Regions from separate parts of the Homo sapiens genome. Here region 1 is linked to region 2. Evidence: read pairs that join two places in POLR2A ChIA-PET (ENCODE). Cell type or tissue: GM12878. All regions are shown on one strand. Links, peaks and the distances in the headings refer to the core of each region. The heading gives the core; the rest is flanking DNA. Region 1 holds the start of LOC105377008 (a long non-coding RNA gene). Region 2 has its middle 52 kb from the start of LINC01967.

Region 1 (8,705 bases), core at 441-8,440, 53 kb before region 2:
CTGAATCAAGAGAAAACGTGACTTCAAACTGAAAGGCACTCTCATGGTAAATACATAGTAAAACCATGTTCTGCAACTTCATATTTTCGTAATGCTTTAAGCTACCCAAGGAGCCCATGCAGATATGCAAAGCTACTCATTGAGAAGCTCAGCTTATCCCTACATATGCCATCACCAGTTTTTCACTTAACGTTTTCTCCTCAACCCCTTTCTATTTGGCTTCCATTCTACTACTCACCAACCACCTTCAGTTTGCAAAATCCTATGCAGATCTTACCTTAACTTTTCAGCATCATTCAGTAAGGTTAAAAACTTTTCCTTCTAGATGGTTTTGGTGGCACCAGAGTCTTCTTGTTTTCTTCTTTCTTTTTTAGCTGCACTTTCTCAGTAGTATTTGCTGGCTCTCCTTCCTTTACTCCAACTCTTACTGTTGTAGTTTCACTGATCTTGGATTGAGTTCCTCCCTTTGTTTTCCTATTTATACTCTCTGACTAAGGTTCAAAATTGTCTTTATCTGTTGTAAAATCTGTGTTTCAAGACTAGAACTTCTCCTCTAAATCCCATCTATCTGATGACTGATAGATTTCAGACTGAACATGCTTAGAATAAAATGCTTAGCCATGGCTGTTCCCTGCTCCCTGGCCACAGTTGCCATACACCTTCATCCTTCCTCAGTTTTCTCATGGTAAATGTTACCATCATCCACTCAGTTAATAATACCTGAAACCAGGGAAATGGTCCTGAAATTAGTCCTTTTTTAAATATCACCTTCACATGTAGCCAATCAGCAATTCCTACAATTTATATTCCAGAATATATGTCAAGTCCATCTACTTTTTCCACCTCCACCGCTGTCACCTAGCTCAAGCCACCATCATCCTTCACCTATTCTATTGCAGTAGCCTCCTAGAAGGTCTCCTAGCTTCCTTTATTAGCCCTGTACAAGCCATTCTCTGCATGGCAGCAGAATAATCTTTTAAAAACTGAAATCATACCAATTACTCCTTACCCAAAAGTATTGAAGGGTTCCTGTTGCATGTTGAACAAAATCTACACTCCTTATCATGGCCTATGGAGTGCTTCATGTTCCCAACCTTGGCAATGTTTTTTAACATGCTACCAGTTCTTTCTGTTTCTTACTAAGTCCAGCTCACATTGACCTAACACACTAACCTCTTTCCTGTCTCAGGCCCTTTGCCCTTGCTGTTACCTCTCTTAGAACATCCTTTGTTGCTTTGCATAGCCCATTCCTCCTCATTCTTCATTTCTCAGCTTAAATGCCACTTCATCAGAGACGCCTTTTTCAAAAACTTTACCTAAGTTTTTATTTGTTTTTCTTTTTTCCTGAGCTGATAGGAAGACAACTCTGTTATCTTTAGGATTTCAGATGCTTTTAGAATCAAACCTGGAAAGGATACAAAAAGCAGAAGCAAAACCAACATTTGGGAGAAGAACAGATTAAGGTGAGAAAACCTCTCTTGAACCTTTCAACTTTCTAACAAATACGATAAATTCTGAAGCCACTAGGGATCTGGCAGGTAACTAAAATGAATGTGATGAACTATGTGTAGGAAGCTTGAGAGTAGTGAACTAGAAACCAAGTGCCCATGTAAAGATATCCAATATCTAAAACATTGTTCATGACAAGCTAAACGAGGGATGAATCTGGCTTTTGAGTTGCTAGTTTAAGATCCATATGTAGACTTTTTTCTTTCGTTGGATAGTTAAGAATATTCTTAGGTATATAGGCATCATTTTAAACTTCCGTATGCACATACCAAAAATCATATCACAATCATTTGATCAACATTGTTTATTGGCCCTTTAGATGTTTTTCTTTTTTCTATCAAAGTTTTTTGAGAATTACAAATGTTAATATTACATAAGCAATATTTATCGAACCTAGTTTCCAAAAAAATCCTTACGTGCAAGCCACAGCACTTGAAACTGATGTTCAAGGAGGTCCATGGAAGAATTTGAAGCAGGGGAATAATCTTTTCTCTTTAGGTCATCACATTTGTGTCTTAGAAAAATCATTCCACAGCAGTGTGGAATAAGGATTAGAATGAGAGGAGGCAGGGAAAGTGACTAGAAACTATTGTAGTAATTTAGATGAGAACTGACGAAAGCAAAGGCAGTTAGATTGCAGACATGGAGAAAGAAATAATAAGACTAGAGAATCTAGGTGAAGAAAAGCTACAACAGGCAAGTACTAAAGTTGTAAGTTTGCTAACAGTTACGGTAAAATGGGAAATAAAAGATGTTATTCAATAATGATTATCTAGTAGAAGATTACACACCAGTCAGGAAAATCAACTTTTCTTGGACTCCAAGAGGAACACAGTATGTCACACTATAAAGGAATATTGCCCTACAAGGGACACTTGGCAAGAAAATGGCCATTTCTTATCACAGCACCTGATGAAAAGCAAGGGTAATATATTAGTTCATAATTCAGAGATGCAGGTCCATAGAGAACTAAAATAATATCATATAGGCATGTTTTTATAATTTAGCTAATATGAAGAGAGAACTTTAAAAATCTAGGAGATGAATTAACAGCATGTTCTTTAAACCTATGTTTTCCAAACTGCAAATTATGACCTACAATTTGTGAGATCTAGATAGTAGGTTACCAACAGCACTTTAAGGAATGAAAAAATGGATTTCATATGTATTCATATGTACATGTGTACAAATAGAGTATTTGTATTAAGGGTAAGTACTGTAACATAAAACTTGTGTGTGTGTATATGAGTGTGTGTGTGTGCATGTGGAAGTGTGTATACCTGTGGCTGAATACATCCCTTACTGCACGTTGTAGTAAAAACAAGTTTGAAAAGCACTGCTTTAGACAATTTTCCAGTATGTCTCCTCTTGACTACGATTCTGTCTGAGATTGCTGTACAGTGTAGAAGGGTGAAGAAGCTCTGAGCTGCTGTTTAAAGGCAGATTTGCAATCATACCTCTTTAGAGATTATGAGAAAACTGACGGCCTCCTAGTTCCACTTGAAGTTATGCCCAGATGGAACCAGTTCCTCTTCATAAAACACTTCAAAGCAGCTAAGGCAGGGCAAAGTCCATGGATCTGTTCAAATGCTGAAACAAACCCTTTGTTGAAGCTACTGAATCCTGTCCCATAGACTCAATGTGGCCAACTCAGAAGTTTAATTTTAAGTAGGAGCACATCCCAGTCAACATACCAGAATGTACTGGTGTTGAGATACATGTAGATTAGGGCCACCTCCCAGAATTCCCCCAAGTGTGAGACAAGTGAAATAAATGTGTGAATACAATTAGGTGGATAAAAACTAGGGAGTAGCGGGGACATAGTGAATTAGAAAGTGTGTGACTTTCTAAAGCTGTTCAGCTAATACACAGCTCCAGTTCATTGTTGTGTGGGAATGCATCTCAGTGTTTCCAGTCCTCCCCAATTGTCAAAAGACCCAGAAATCCAGAATTTTTATGTAAAATAATTAAATATTGGCAACATATCTAAACATTTTAATGATGTATTACAGGACAAAAAATTCCATGGGCAAGATTCATTCCAGTGGCTCCTGATTTTGCCTCTTTTCACCTAGATCAGATTTTTTTTTAAATCAGTGAGTTCCTTTTTTTGAATAACATTTGTGTAGAAGTCTAATAAATAAACACATGACCAAACAAAAACACTCCTCTTTCGGGGTGGGGTGAGGCTGGAGCCACAACCACTTGCCTCTTCTCTTTCTCTTTAGCCCTGCCCCAGAGATCCCCCTGTTCACAAAATAGAGAAACCACAGATCTAAATGCAAAAAGTATGGTCTCTTTGTGATAAGATTCTTTTTTTCTTTAAATTCAAATTGGCAATTTGCCAGCAGGTTCCATTTTTCTTGAGGATATTCTTATAATAGTAAGATTACATCATCAGCATAGGGAAGGATGCTTGTCTCTATGTTTATCTATATGTTGGGGCATATATAGGAGAAAATATATAGATCTTTTGAGCCAGAATAAATTACTTAGGCAAAAATTATAAATAAAAATGTTTAGGTGCAGTCTGGTTTTAAGCCATTTAAAATTAGAATTGACTCTTTCAAAATCCATTCTGGTATTGCCATATTGATTTAGATAAACATTTAAAATCTGAGATCTACACCAAAGTCATGTAAGTTGGCCCACAGAGCAGCCTGAGATTCCTTGTGGAATAAGGCAGAATGTAAACAAAAAGCCCAGAGATTGTCCTTATCTATGGAATCAAAAGCTGATAATAGATCACAAAATACCTGGGGAAATAGAATTTTTCATAACTAAATTCCCATAAAGTGAAGGGGATAGGACTTTGAGCCCCATAGCTAAATGACATGTTCAAAATCTCACTGTTAATTAGTCATGATGTGGGACCAAAATCTAGCTTTTTTTTTTTTTGAGACAGAGTCTCACTCTGTCACCCAGGCTGGAGTGCAGTGGAATGACCTTGGCCCACTGCAATCTCCACCTCCTAGGTTCAAGCGATTCTTCTGCCTCAGCCTCCCAAGTAGCTGGGATTACAGGTGCCCGACACCACACCCGGCTAAGTTTTTGTATTTTTAATAGAGATGGAGTTTCACTATGTTGGCCAGGCTGGTCTCAAACTCCTGACCTCAGGTGATCCTCCCACATTGGCCTCCCAAAGTGCTGGAATTATAGGCATGAACCAATGTGATGGGCCTATGGCTCTTTTAATGCTCTTCCCATCTCCTTAATATGGTGGCAGAAATGGAAATTGACATACATTGAAATATTATTTATTCTTTTCATATATGTCCTATACTATTTATTGCAGAACTATCTTCTATCTACTTTTCTGAGCACAAAGTTCCTCAAAATAAAAGCAGCTTTTGAATAGAGATAATCTATCGATATTTTCTCTCCCTTTTCTTGCCTCCTGCCCACAATCCCCTTTGTGCTAACTTCTGCTGAACTCTTGACCTTGGGTAAAGATGCAGCTTTGCGTGAATTTTCGAAAGTGACTTTTGGTGATTTAGCTGCTAAATGTGTATGATAGAAATCCAGCTTACCTTGGAGGCTCTCAGGGTTTTTAATTTACCATGCCAGAAAGCAGACCAGTCTGGGGAAATTCAGCTAATGTCTCCCAGCTGTGCAGGAAAAGTGTGAACGGCTCTGTCAGAAAAGCTGCCTCTTTCTCTTCTTTTCCAGACAGTAGCTTATATTGAAACATCACTTCTCATTTGCTGTTTGGACAATGGTGATGGAACTGCTGCTTTATTGCCCACGGAGAAGCGAAGTGAAGAGTCTAAAGTGGGTCTTGCAGTTACACTGGACAAAAGAAGTTTGAAACTGAGGCTTGGTCCTGAAGAAAACATAGAGAAGCCTGACAGATTATATATATTCACAGCTTTGACTTAAAGGTTGCTGGTTGACCAATAAGTAATACAAGAAGAAATGGTCTTTTCTGGAATTGTCCTTCTTTCCAGGTGAGCAAATTAAATGCCATCACTTAGTCCTGGGAGCAAGCCAGCATTTCTTGGTGAATTTCCAAAGCATGTTTGTTAGAATGTTGGAGCTGCTGCATGATTAAGGCTGTTAGAATAAGTGACAGAAACTTAGAAGGCAAAAACTTTCAGAGAGAAATATTAAATTTCAGCCACAGGGCAATAATTGTCAACCTTAATGCTTTATCAAAAAGCAGATACTGAATGACTACCTATGCTTAGCATGATTTGTAGCAAATACTGTTGGTTGCCTCTTGGGCAGCTGTTCCCTTTACTTCTTCTTTCCTCTATCATGACCACCTGTCATGATAGAGGCCGAAAATTTTGGAGACTTGCTTTCCCAGCTTCCTTTATAAGGAGGGTTACTCATGTGACATAATGCTGACCCATGAAGGAAGTTTGGTGGCTTCAGAGAAATATTTTTCTTCATGATTAAAAGTTATATAAAGAGGGCCAGGTACGGTGGCTCATGCTTGAAATCCCAGCACTTGGAGAGGCTGAGGTGGGCAGATTGCTTGAGCCCAGGAGTTCCAGACCAGCTTGGTCAAAATAGTGGGACCTCGTCTCTACAAAAAACACAAAAGTTAGCCAGGCAGGATGGTGCACACCTGCAATTCCAGCTACTTGGCAGACTGGGGCAAGAGGATGGCTTGAGCCTGGGAGGTCATAGCTGCAGTGAGTTGTGATTGTGCCACTGTACTCCAGCCCGGCTCGCTTCATGAGAGTAGTGACTTCCTCAGTTTTGTTTATGGTTATGTTCCCATGCTTACAATAATGCCTGGTATTTAGTACTGTCTCATAAAATTTACTTACTAACTGAATGATTGCATGCAAATATTTGTGAGTGACTGTGATGGTTAGAACTGCAGCAGCCATTTTGCAACCTTGAAGCAACCCATATGACAGGAGCCAGCACCCTGAAGATGGCATAGTGGAAGGTCTTTGATGACACCATTGAACAACTGAGACAGACTTGTGGAAAATTACCTCTTAACTTCTTGTAATATTATATAACAAATTCCTAATATTTAACTGCATTAGTGGCCAGGCATGGTGGCTCATGCCTATAATCCCAATGCTTTGGGAGGCCAAGGTGGGAGGATCTGTTGAAATCAGGAGTTCAAGACCAGCCTGTGCAACATAGGAAGACCCTGTCACCACAAAAAAATTTAAAAATTAGCCTGATGTGGTGGCACGTGCCTGTAGTCCCAGCTATTCAGGAGGCTGAAGTGGGAGAATCAACTGAGCTGTAGAGATGGAGGCTGCAGTGAGTCATGATTGCACCACTGCAGTCCAGCCTGGGCGACAGAGCAAGACGTGTCTCAAACAAACAAACAAACAAATAAATAAGTTGCATTCATTTATTCATTCAACAAATATTTATGGAGTATCCCTTTTGTCCTAGACTTTGTTCTAAGCTCTAGGGATACAGCAGTGAATAAAACACAGTTCTTATATCCATTTTAACAGAAAGCGACAGACAATGAACATATTCATTGTGTGATTAGCACAATGGAGAAAAAGCTAAGTGAGGAGAAATAGAGAGTGCCAAGCTGGGGAGGGGTTATTGTTGCTGTTTTACATAAGGTGATCAGGGAAGACCGTAAGGAAAAAGTGACATTTAAGCAGGAATAAAGGAAATGAGGGAGGGAGTCATGCCACTATGTGACTTGAAATAGCATTTGGGCAGAGGGACGAGAAATGTAAATGCTCTGAGGTGAGAGCTTGCATGGTGTGTTTGAAGAATAGAAGTGGCCTGTGTGATTAGACCAAAGCCAGTGAGTGAGGAGAGTGGTAGGAAAGAGCTAATGAGGTAGTGGGCAGCCAGCTCAGAGGAGACTTGTAAGCATTGGAAGGACTTTAGCTTTAATCTGCATGAGATGAGAAGCTATTTGGGTGAAGGGACATTTAAGCAAAGGAGTGACAATCTGATACATTTTTAAAGGATACCTCTGGCTGTGGTATTAAGAATAGACTATAGGGCTTGAGTGGAAACAGGGAACCGTTTAAGACTGAAATAACACAGGCAAGAAATGATGGTGGTTAGATCAACATGAAACGGTGAAGGTGGTAAGTGATCAGATTTATACATATTTTGGAGGTAGAGCCATATTTTCTAAAGCACTTTAGATGAAAGACTATGACTATATGCTTTTGTTTTCGAGATTTTTAAAAATGTTATTTGCCCACTCACTCCCTTGCTCATCCACTATTTACCAAAATGTTCCAAGGCATATTTTCATAAGCTTTTTTTTTAGTAATTTGCCACTTTATATTTAGCATTAAACCATCCTTAATGATGATTATTACTTCTATAATAATCACTTTTGACCCCAGAAACATTCCTGAGAAGAAAGAAAACTGCTTATGAGGCCAGGTGTGGTGGCTTATGCTGTGATCCCAATGCTTTGGGAGGCTGAGGTGGGAGGATTGTTTGAGCCCAGGAGCTGGAGACCAGCCTGGGCAACAGAGAAAGACCCCATATCTAAAAAAAAAAAAAAAAAAGCAAAAATCACCCAGGCATGCTGATGCACACCTGTAGTCCCAGCTACTCAGGAAGCTGAAGCAGGAGGATTGCTTGAGCCCAGGAATTTGAGGATGCAGTCAGCCATACCACTGCACTCTAAGAAAGAAAGAAAGAGAGAAAGAGAGAGAGAGAGAGAGAGAAAGAAAGAAAGAAAGAAGAAAAAATTAAAAAGCATGCTAATTTTATCTCATATGCACAATTTTAAAGTATCCAGGTCTACTTTGGATTTCTTTCCAATATTGAATGCTAGAGCTTGTTATCAAGTTAATTTATAGAGTCCCAAGTCTTTAAGAATTGAATTACTTAAGATGGTCTTGTCAAACTTTCTATTTTAAAGATCGAGGAACTGAGGCTCTAACAATTCCTGCGAGCTTTGGTTTTTCATTAGCATAATGAATTAATAGTGCTAAATGTTCCTCCAAGGGCACCTCTATTTAAAAATTTAAGTTTATTATAGTGTCACACTTCCTTTAAATATCCCAAGCCAGTACAGCTTGAATTCCATTTTGCTTGACAGACATCAGGAAATCCGTATGTTGACAATGTTTTCTTTCCCAATTATTTCAAGGAATACTTGAGGAATGCCTATATGTTCCAAGATCCAGAATGGTTGTCATTTGTCATTTCAGCCAACTGACTTGCTCTGACCACAGGCCAAGGCAATATAATTATTGCTGTTCTCTTCTTGTCGATTTTAGGCCACC
Region 2 (8,705 bases), core at 159-8,158:
TCAATTCTGATCAAACAAAAATTTATGTCTTCTGAAATTATCAAACCAGATTAAACTTGGAGGACCATCTGTTAAGACCAAGCTAATATTTTAACATCTTATTTGCTAGAGAAATCCATTTTCTTGTGTGTGCATTTGGTGTCATGAGTGGTGAAGGCCATTGAGTTAGACATTGTTAAGAGACCCACAATAGCATACTAGGTTTGGCTGAGTATCCTCCTGGCTAATTACTATGTCCTCTGAGGGAAGGAATCTCCAAATTACCAGGGAACCTGAAGCTCTTTACCTATCCACTTAGGATTCAACAGTTTCAACCCTGAAATGGTCTTTGATCAATGCACAAATCAAAAGACTAAGAGCTTTTACAGTATAACAGACATTATTTTGACTATAGGTGTTTCCATCAGCTCCTGGCTGACTTTCTCGTTGCCCTACTTCCGCTGGAAAACTAAGGTGGGTTATGTTTCCAGTTCACTTACTGAAGTCATCACTTGATTCTCTCCATAGTGGAGAAGAAGTCATCCTACAGTCTTTTGTTGCTACGATCTTTACAGAAAATTGTGAATAATATGACTATTTGAGTAATATCATGTCCTGGTTAATTATATATTTCTTAAGGTTACAAGTTAACAGAGCATTTTCTCACTCTCCACCCCCACATTAGCTCTGAAAGATTTGGTAAGGATTTATAGTTTCCTTTTCTCTGTGAAAATAGTATCTAAGTATGTGTGTTTGCATTGTTTGGCAGTTGTTTATACTCTAGTTTCTACCAAAACTAATTTATTTTGCCTTTGTAAGTATAATTTACTCCACATTTACCTCTTAACATAATCCAGCTGTAGGGGTTGAAAAACTATATCCTGTGGGCCAAATCCACCTGTTCTCATAATGTTTTTTAGGACACAAGTACAAGAATTTGCTTACTTATTGTCTACGGCTGTTTTCAATATCAGAGTAGATAGGTGTGACAGAGGCTGCATGGCTGGTGAAACAAAGAAAAAAAAATTACTACCTGGTCCTTTACAGAAAACATTTGCCAACCCCTTGTCTAGTGTAATCATTCCAAACACAGAAACTCACTGCACAGATTTATAGAAAGTAAAGTGCAGTGTACTCTGTTGAATATATTCTAAATCTATGACATATCTTAGAAGACATTAGTTTTAAGAAAATTATTATTGACAGCTGTTTTTTCATTCCTGAGGAATTCTCATTAATTAAAAAGTTCTTATGTAAAATGCAGCAAACTCCCAGTAATGCATGCTTCATAATTACAAAAATTCAAATGTTCTTATGTAAAAATCCTGCCTTCTAGTTTCATCAAAACTTAAGGATATTAAATGAGATTTAGAGTCACTGAATATATGCTCTGTATTTATTAATATATTATATATTTGGATGGGGGGGAGAAGAAGTAATGTGTTCCTGCATTTCAAAGAGCTTCTAATATTTATGAAGAGATATAATCCTAACAATGTCTTCCATAATTGAAATGTACAAAAAAATGAATAGCACAGAGAAGGCAGAATTCTGAGCTTTCACTTATTATCAGTAATTTATCATTAATTACAAACATTGGTTAAGCATTGATGCTGGCCCAAGCCCTTTGGTTTGCCTGAAATCTGATATTATACAAAGTAAGTCACGGTTTGTATTCTCAGTAAGCTTATAGCTAAAGACATAATTACTAGAAGAGAATAAAGTTAGTCTTTAGAGGAGCCATTAGCTGTCTATGGCCATACCACCCTGAATGCACCTGATCTTGTCTAAGAGTTATCTTTCAATAGCAGTGTTAAAGCATTTCTCTTGCACATCAAAGACCTGTTTTAAAAGTGGTGAAAGGGCTCAATTTGAAGGGAAAAGAGAGGGCATAATTTTATCTTTGATTTTAGACCATTGGCTGTCAAAATTTGCTGCATATTGAAATTCCTGAGTGATTCTAGTGCACAGCCAAAGCTGTGAACCACTGGTCTATAGTAATTCTTTTCGAACTTTAAAGTGCGTCAAATGACCTGAGCATCTTGTTAAAATGCAGATGCGTAAACTGTAGGTACAGGGTGGGGTCAGATGATGCTGATGCTACTGGTTCATGGAATACATTTGGAGTAACAAGAGTTGTGATTTGGAGTGTGTGTGGGTGTGTGCGTGTGTACATGACTGCAATGTGTGCATGCACGTATTCCTAATATGGCTGTTATTGTTCTCTCTAAAAATAAAACTTGTCCTCTCTCTGGGTTTCAAATACATAATGGCACACTCAACCAGAGGTGATTTTCACTCTTGATTATGGAAGATTCCTAATGAACTCCCATGCACAAGGACGCTCGCCTGCTGACTCATGCACCCTAGAACCCTACTTAGGCCATCAAGACAGTTCTCTTTGCTGTTAGCTCAGGTTTCTGCTCAGATGAGCCTGTGCTGCTGGCTCTGGAGGGGCCTCACTGATAATGGCATCTGAGGGCATTCAATTAGCACATTTCATGTTTCTCTGGTCATAGACACCTCATAATTTCTTCACTAATGCAGCTGGATCTTTTTCTTTTTCCAAATCATTAGGCATCCCTTCAATGTTACTTTCCACTTTCCAGCCTGTAGTGGATAAAGATTTTATTTTAATACTCAACACATTTGTGTGTTAGGGTAATTTAGGGAGAAACCAGGTGCTAACATATTTTAAAAGAGGAGTTTCATTTTTCTGAATTTTACTAAGACATTGATCCTGCCTCCTGTCTTTACTTGAATCAGAGTATGAATCCTTGGCATTAATAAATAGGTGTGATGAAGGCTGTGTCTGGAGATGAAAACTGAGTCTGAGAAGATAGAGAGGAGAAAAGGATGGGGACAATGAGTGAAGGGTTCTCAGACTCATGCCTGCAATGTAGGAGTAAAAACCCCTGTTTTGGGGGAAAGGTCATAGGTAATGAGTTCCTCATTTTGTCTTAAATCCTGGTCTTTTAGGAAAGAAAATCCCTGAAGCAAAGGTAAGATCTGGTAATACTTCCTCTGATGTGAGCTGGGTGAGAGGACTCCGTGTTTCAGAGCTTCTCAAACTTTACGTGAACAAGAATCCTTTGGAAGATCTTATTTAAAATGCAGATTCTGATTAGTCAGGTCCAGGTGGGGTCTGAGTTTGCGCATTTCTAACAAGCTTCCTGGTGATGTGGATGCCGCTAGTCTGAAAACCACACTTTGAGATGCAAGGCTTCATTGACATGCACCTGGGGCCCCAGTTCTCAACCTTGGCTTCTCATTAGAATCACTTGGGAAACTTTCAAAACACTAATGCTCAGGCTGAACCCTAGACCTATTATTAAACTAGAAATCTATAGTATGGGACTCACACATTAGTAATTTTGAAAGCTTTTTGAGTGACTCCCATGTGCAGCTGTCTGGGCTGAGGGAGATGTGAAGAAAGCAAGAATCAGTTCTCAAAGGTTGGTGCCAGGCCCATCAGTGTAGTATTAGTGTCATCTAGGAGACTGTCAGAAATGCAAATTCTTGGACCCCGCCCTATACCTACTTAATCAGAAATTTTAGAGCTAGGGCCCGTATATATATATGTACTCTGTGCATTCTAATACATGCAAAAGTTTGAGAACCAGTACTTTATATATTCAGCCTCTCAGACTGCTGTGATAGTAGGAATAAATACATTATAAGTATTAATATGATTCCAAGTACCCTCTGTTGAGAAGTGGCAGTAGAATCCACTTCCCAGCTATTGAATGCTTACCATTTGCTATATAAAATACCAAGCAATTGACTTACATCTCATTTAGTGGCACAACATCACTGACAGGTAAATATTAATGTTTTAACACAAATGAGGAAACAGAAGATTACAGAGGTTAGGCAATTTGCCAAAAGTCACAGAGGAGGTAAATTAGGATTCCATCCCAGGCCTTTCTGAGTACGGGTGCTATCTCCTAATCTAGGTGAGGCTTCATGGGAACTGAAAGCAAGTGTAACTCACTCACTGTGTAACCGCTTTGAGCATGTAAGCCATGCTAGGTGTCAAGCTACTTTTATTTAGAAAGCACTCCTTATATTTATGAACTCATGAGCTAGTGGGCTTCAGAGAGGAAAACTGGTCATTACTTCACAGATAGATGCACTCTATGGCAGGTTAAATACCTTGTGCTATGAGTAAAGTGCTTTCTTGGGAATTGGAAGATGAGTGGCAGAATGGAAGAAAGATTTTCAGAGGAAATTACATGTAAAGTGATACCTAAAGGTTGTCTGTGAAGACAAGGATAGTGGAAGTTTGATGGGAGGATGTTTCAGAGACAAGAGAGACCAGCATATTCAAAAAGTTGAGAAATAAAAGAGAGTTTAGCCCTCCAGGGCTGAGGTATTACTCTGATTTATAAGAGGAAATAAATTCCTTTTGTAACTACTATAGTTTGATCAAAAACGTTAGCTGGATTTTTATTTAAAAGCTATTACTTTCTGCCAAAGCGATGAACTGCTTGTGATACTTGGTTGGTGATACACAACCAAATTATTTTGTTTTAATGCATGTCTTTAGCTGAACTGGAATGAACACTGTCATGGTTCCTGCTTGTTTGGCTGTTTGGCTTTCAGATCAAGAGGTAGAAGAAAAAGGTTCACAAATTAATGAAATAATTTTTAGGGAAAATTGCAAGTCTCAACTGTCAGAATTTAACTGTTAAAGTCATTTTGAATCAGATAATCCATGGCTGAGGTCCTGTGGCTTTGTCTGAAGCAACAGCAAATAGAGGAATTGATGTATAAATGCTGCAGCTTCCTTAACCCTTGGGTGGAATAACTCTGAACATGTGCTCTACTCTGTTACCCATGGGATTAAGGTCCACTTGCCCACAGCGGTAACTGGTCTATAATGCACCATTTATTTACTGCCTGCCTCTCTCATTTTCCCACTTTGGTGTTTTTTGCCCCTCCCAAATATACTACTTCCATTTGATTCCTTGTCTGTTTCTGGGGAACCTAAATTAGGGCAATTAGAGTACAACAAGAACTCATATGAGGTATGGGGGTCTGGCTAGGCAGGAAGAGGAAGGGGCAAGCCCTGCTTCTGTGCCCAGGGCAGTGTTAAAAGAAGAAAAGTGTGAATGATAAATGAAGGAGGTCAGATGTCAGGATTCCCATTTTCCTCACTCCTTGTCCTGCATTTAAAGTGAGAGGACAGGGCCGGGCATGGTGGCTCACGCCTGTAATCCCAGCACTTTGGGAGGCCAAGGGGGGTGGATCACCTGAGGTCAGGAGTTTGAGACAAGCCTGGCCAAAATGGTGAAACTCCATCTCTACTAAAAATATAAAAATTAGCTGGTTATGGTGATGCATGCCCATAATCCCAACTACTCAGGAGGCTGAGGCAAGAGAATCGCTTGAACCCAGGAGGCCAAGGTTGCAATGAGCAGAGATCGCATCACTGCACTCCAGCCTGGGTGACAGAGCAAGACTCCATCTCAATGAATGAATGCATGAATAAATAAATAAATAAGTAAATAAATAAATAAAGTGAGAGGACAATGGAAATATTTAGATGTTTCTAGGATACCCCCGAGACATAAAGATTAGTGGTCTACTTCCCTAGACACAGCTAAGATCTTAGGAAGGATCTCCCATTAATCTCTGCACCATGTCCTTATGGAGTGGGAAGAAAAGTACACCACTGAACGACAGAAGAACAAGAGAGATGAGAGATGAGACTGAGGAAGTGGGCTTGCTCCCCCTGGCCTGCGCCTGGCATGAAGGGCATACAGGTATTCCTACATGTCCTGATGTGGGGACACAGAATGTAAGAGACAGAAGGTGGACTGTCATACACCTTGGGATGGTCAGAGTCTGCAACATTTGAAGGCTTCATAAACAGAGTTAATAGGCCAGGATCACAGTCTCTAGTATTAGGCCAGCAGGAAGCTCCAAATAGCTGGTTAGAACCTGATTGCTCTTCAGTCTATGCAGTTGGTCAGGCCAGCCATCCCAAGGTAGGGCCTCCAGGAACCCAAGAACTAACATGAGTCTAGAGTGTTCATTCACCACTGGTGCTAAGCACATGCATTTCAGACACCATGTTCAAGAGGAGCAAGGGGAAAGAGAGGAAACCTAAAAGACTGAGTATATAGCTGAAAGACACTATACATCCAAAGGGTCTGACATTTAATGTTGTATCTCCGTTGGAAAACCATGAAGAATAAGATTTGGCCAGCTGTAAATAAAAAAGGTGAAATTTCTTTGCACATCTGAAGAACAGTATGAGAACATTTATGATGCACTATATAACAATTGGAGATAATGGGCATAAATTACCCAACCAAGCACCTGGCCCATGATAAGAACTCAGTAATTGGTGGCTGTTGTCATTAACACCATAATTGATTATCTCAGTGGCCTCTGCTGTAATGAAAATCTGGTAGTAGCTAATCTAGGGAAGCAGGAGGAATCACAAGTCTTAGTTCTATTGTCATTCTTTCAAAAAAAAGACTGAGTCCTAGAGTCCTAAGGATCAGGATTCTAAATAATAGTCTTTCAGTTAGACAAAGTCCTAGACTGGTTGATGGAAATATGTAAGTTCTGGGGCACTGGTTGATGGAAAATATACGGCAAATCTGTTCCACTTCTAAGAGTTTGATTTGAATGGCCAGCATTGAAGAACTTGTATCAAAACCTATCTATATTGAAGAGTTTGTGTTAGAATTCACTTATATTGAAGAGCTGATATTAAAATTAACTAAGCCAGCCTAAGCCTCAATCAGGACTGAACACAGAGATCATTTGCATGCTATTTCTTCCATTAATTTTAAATTCAACACCACAAGAGGCATAAAACAGAACAGCAACAACAATAGCCATAACATGCAGCTGAAAGATTTCTGTCCAGTTTCTTGCCTTCTTCTTGCTACTGACGGCAGATAAAGAAGGCATCATTTTCTTTGACATATGCAGTGTACAGTCACCTTGCCTATTAGATTCAAATAGGGCAAAAGAACACTGAGGGAGGGATGGGCTTAAGGGAAAATTTGCATATACATTTCCATTAGGGTTAAAAACATTTAAATCCACATTACCCTGGACCATAGGATAATGAATGCACCATTATGGACAAGACTTAGCGTGTGTTGCTGCTGCATTTGGCAGGTTCAAGTCTTGCTCTGGGTGTAATATTTGGTGACTCATTTTTCCTCAAGCATAGAGTAATAGGCTTTAACTTTGCTAAGCTTTTCTGCCAGCCCTTCGCCCCCTGCTGTTCCATTATATTGAACTTGTAAGCAGGACGCTCTGTCCGGCTCACCCAGATTACCACAGCAATACGGCCCCGCTGAGGGGCTGGTGTCAGGATAAGTGTCAGGGAGGGAGCTCCCCATCTTGGCATGCTGTTCTCATCTTATTAAATTCAGCTTTGTGGAAGCAGGGAGCCCGCCTCTCAGTCACACTGGCTCAAGTGTGATCCAACTGCTACTGTCAGACAATATGAAAATAGGAACCACCACAGCTAATGGCAGGTGCTGCTTCACAGCTGAAAAAAAAAAAAAAAGTCTGAGGGGTTTTTATTATTATTATGATTTTATGAGCCTGTGTGGTGTGTGCCATTTTACTCTTACAGACACTTCACTAGATTGAAGGCCTGATTCAGAAAGCCTAATACTTTGGGAAATGAAACAAGATTGCGCACTTTCAGCATATTGGAGAATCCAAGTTACAGAACTGCTTTTATTTGCATTCTTTGTTGTAGGTTCTAGTGGATCATTCTTAAATCCCTGAGAATCAAAAGTGTCCTAAAAATCCTAAATTGTGTCACTAAGATTTTTGTCTTAGTGCAACAAGGAGACAAAAGGATGAAAACATGGAACAAAATGGAAAATCTAGGTCTGGAAATAAGTTACTGTGTGAATTTGAGAGTCCCAACTTCACTCTAAATTTCTGCCTTAACATATGTTTTGGTTATATATTGCTGCAGAACAAACTACTTCAATATTTAGTGGCTTAAAACAACAACAATTTTAATATGCAATAAATCTGCATAATAAAATTATATGGCTTGTGGTTTGGCATTCTGAAGAATGTCTATTTGAATGAACGAAGTCAGCCTAAGCTCCAACACGGACTGAACTCAGAGGCCATTTTGCATACTATTTCTCCCACCACTTTTAAATAGTCTCTGTTAGATGGTTCTTCTGGTGGTCTCACTTAGGGTCTCTTTGCAGCTGTGATCAGATTGTGGATACGCTTAAACACCCAGGATTCTCCTCTCACGAATCTGATAGATACCCTGGCAAGGATGCCTAAGTCTGGGACTGTAGCTGGTAAAGGCAGAAGTTACTGATTCCTTTCTCTCTTTCAACTGGCCTCTACATGTGGTGTCTCTACATGGTCTTTCCAGCAAAGTAGCTGGATGTCTTACACCATGACTCAAAGCTACCGTCTTTCTTACAGGCTTAGGCCTTGTAACTGTCTGACTGTCTCTTCTCCTGCATCCTATCAGTTGAAGGAAGTCACAGGCCCACCAGTCCAGATTCAGTGGGCAGGAAGACTGGAAGGTATGGTTCACTAGGGGCTGTTATTAGAGACCAGATAATGTATCACATTATGTATTTTGGTCTTCAGCCAACATCTAGTGATGTTATCAATCATGCCTGATAAACTGTGTCATAAAGATAATTTATTCAGTTATTCTATAACTTTTTCAATTGAATGCAAGTTTAAGCCTCTAGGATTTGCTA

Evidence for each region. Peaks named below come from ENCODE experiments on the same cell type or tissue, not always from the same donor. Only the 100,000 strongest peaks of a DNase experiment are listed, where the experiment ranks them.
Region 1: POLR2A ChIA-PET joins it to region 2 with 15 read pairs; 3 of 35 experiments call an interaction of 5 or more read pairs at or near these places.

The regions. Positions count from the first base shown.
Region 1 is chr3:28,129,552-28,138,256 of GRCh38, reverse strand. It overlaps LOC105377008 (a long non-coding RNA gene), which reads left to right and starts at 1,257. Exons shown (of 3, transcript XR_940674.3): 1 at 1,257-1,463; 2 at 5,179-5,456. In GM12878, for the core only: no CTCF peak of the experiment used is centred there; no DNase peak of the experiment used is centred there.
Region 2 is chr3:28,076,335-28,085,039 of GRCh38, reverse strand. No RefSeq gene overlaps it. Among named protein-coding and RNA genes, the nearest start is that of LINC01967, 52 kb to the right of the region's middle. RefSeq lists a silencer at 3,137-3,186. In GM12878, for the core only: no CTCF peak of the experiment used is centred there; a DNase peak (open chromatin) is centred at 3,339.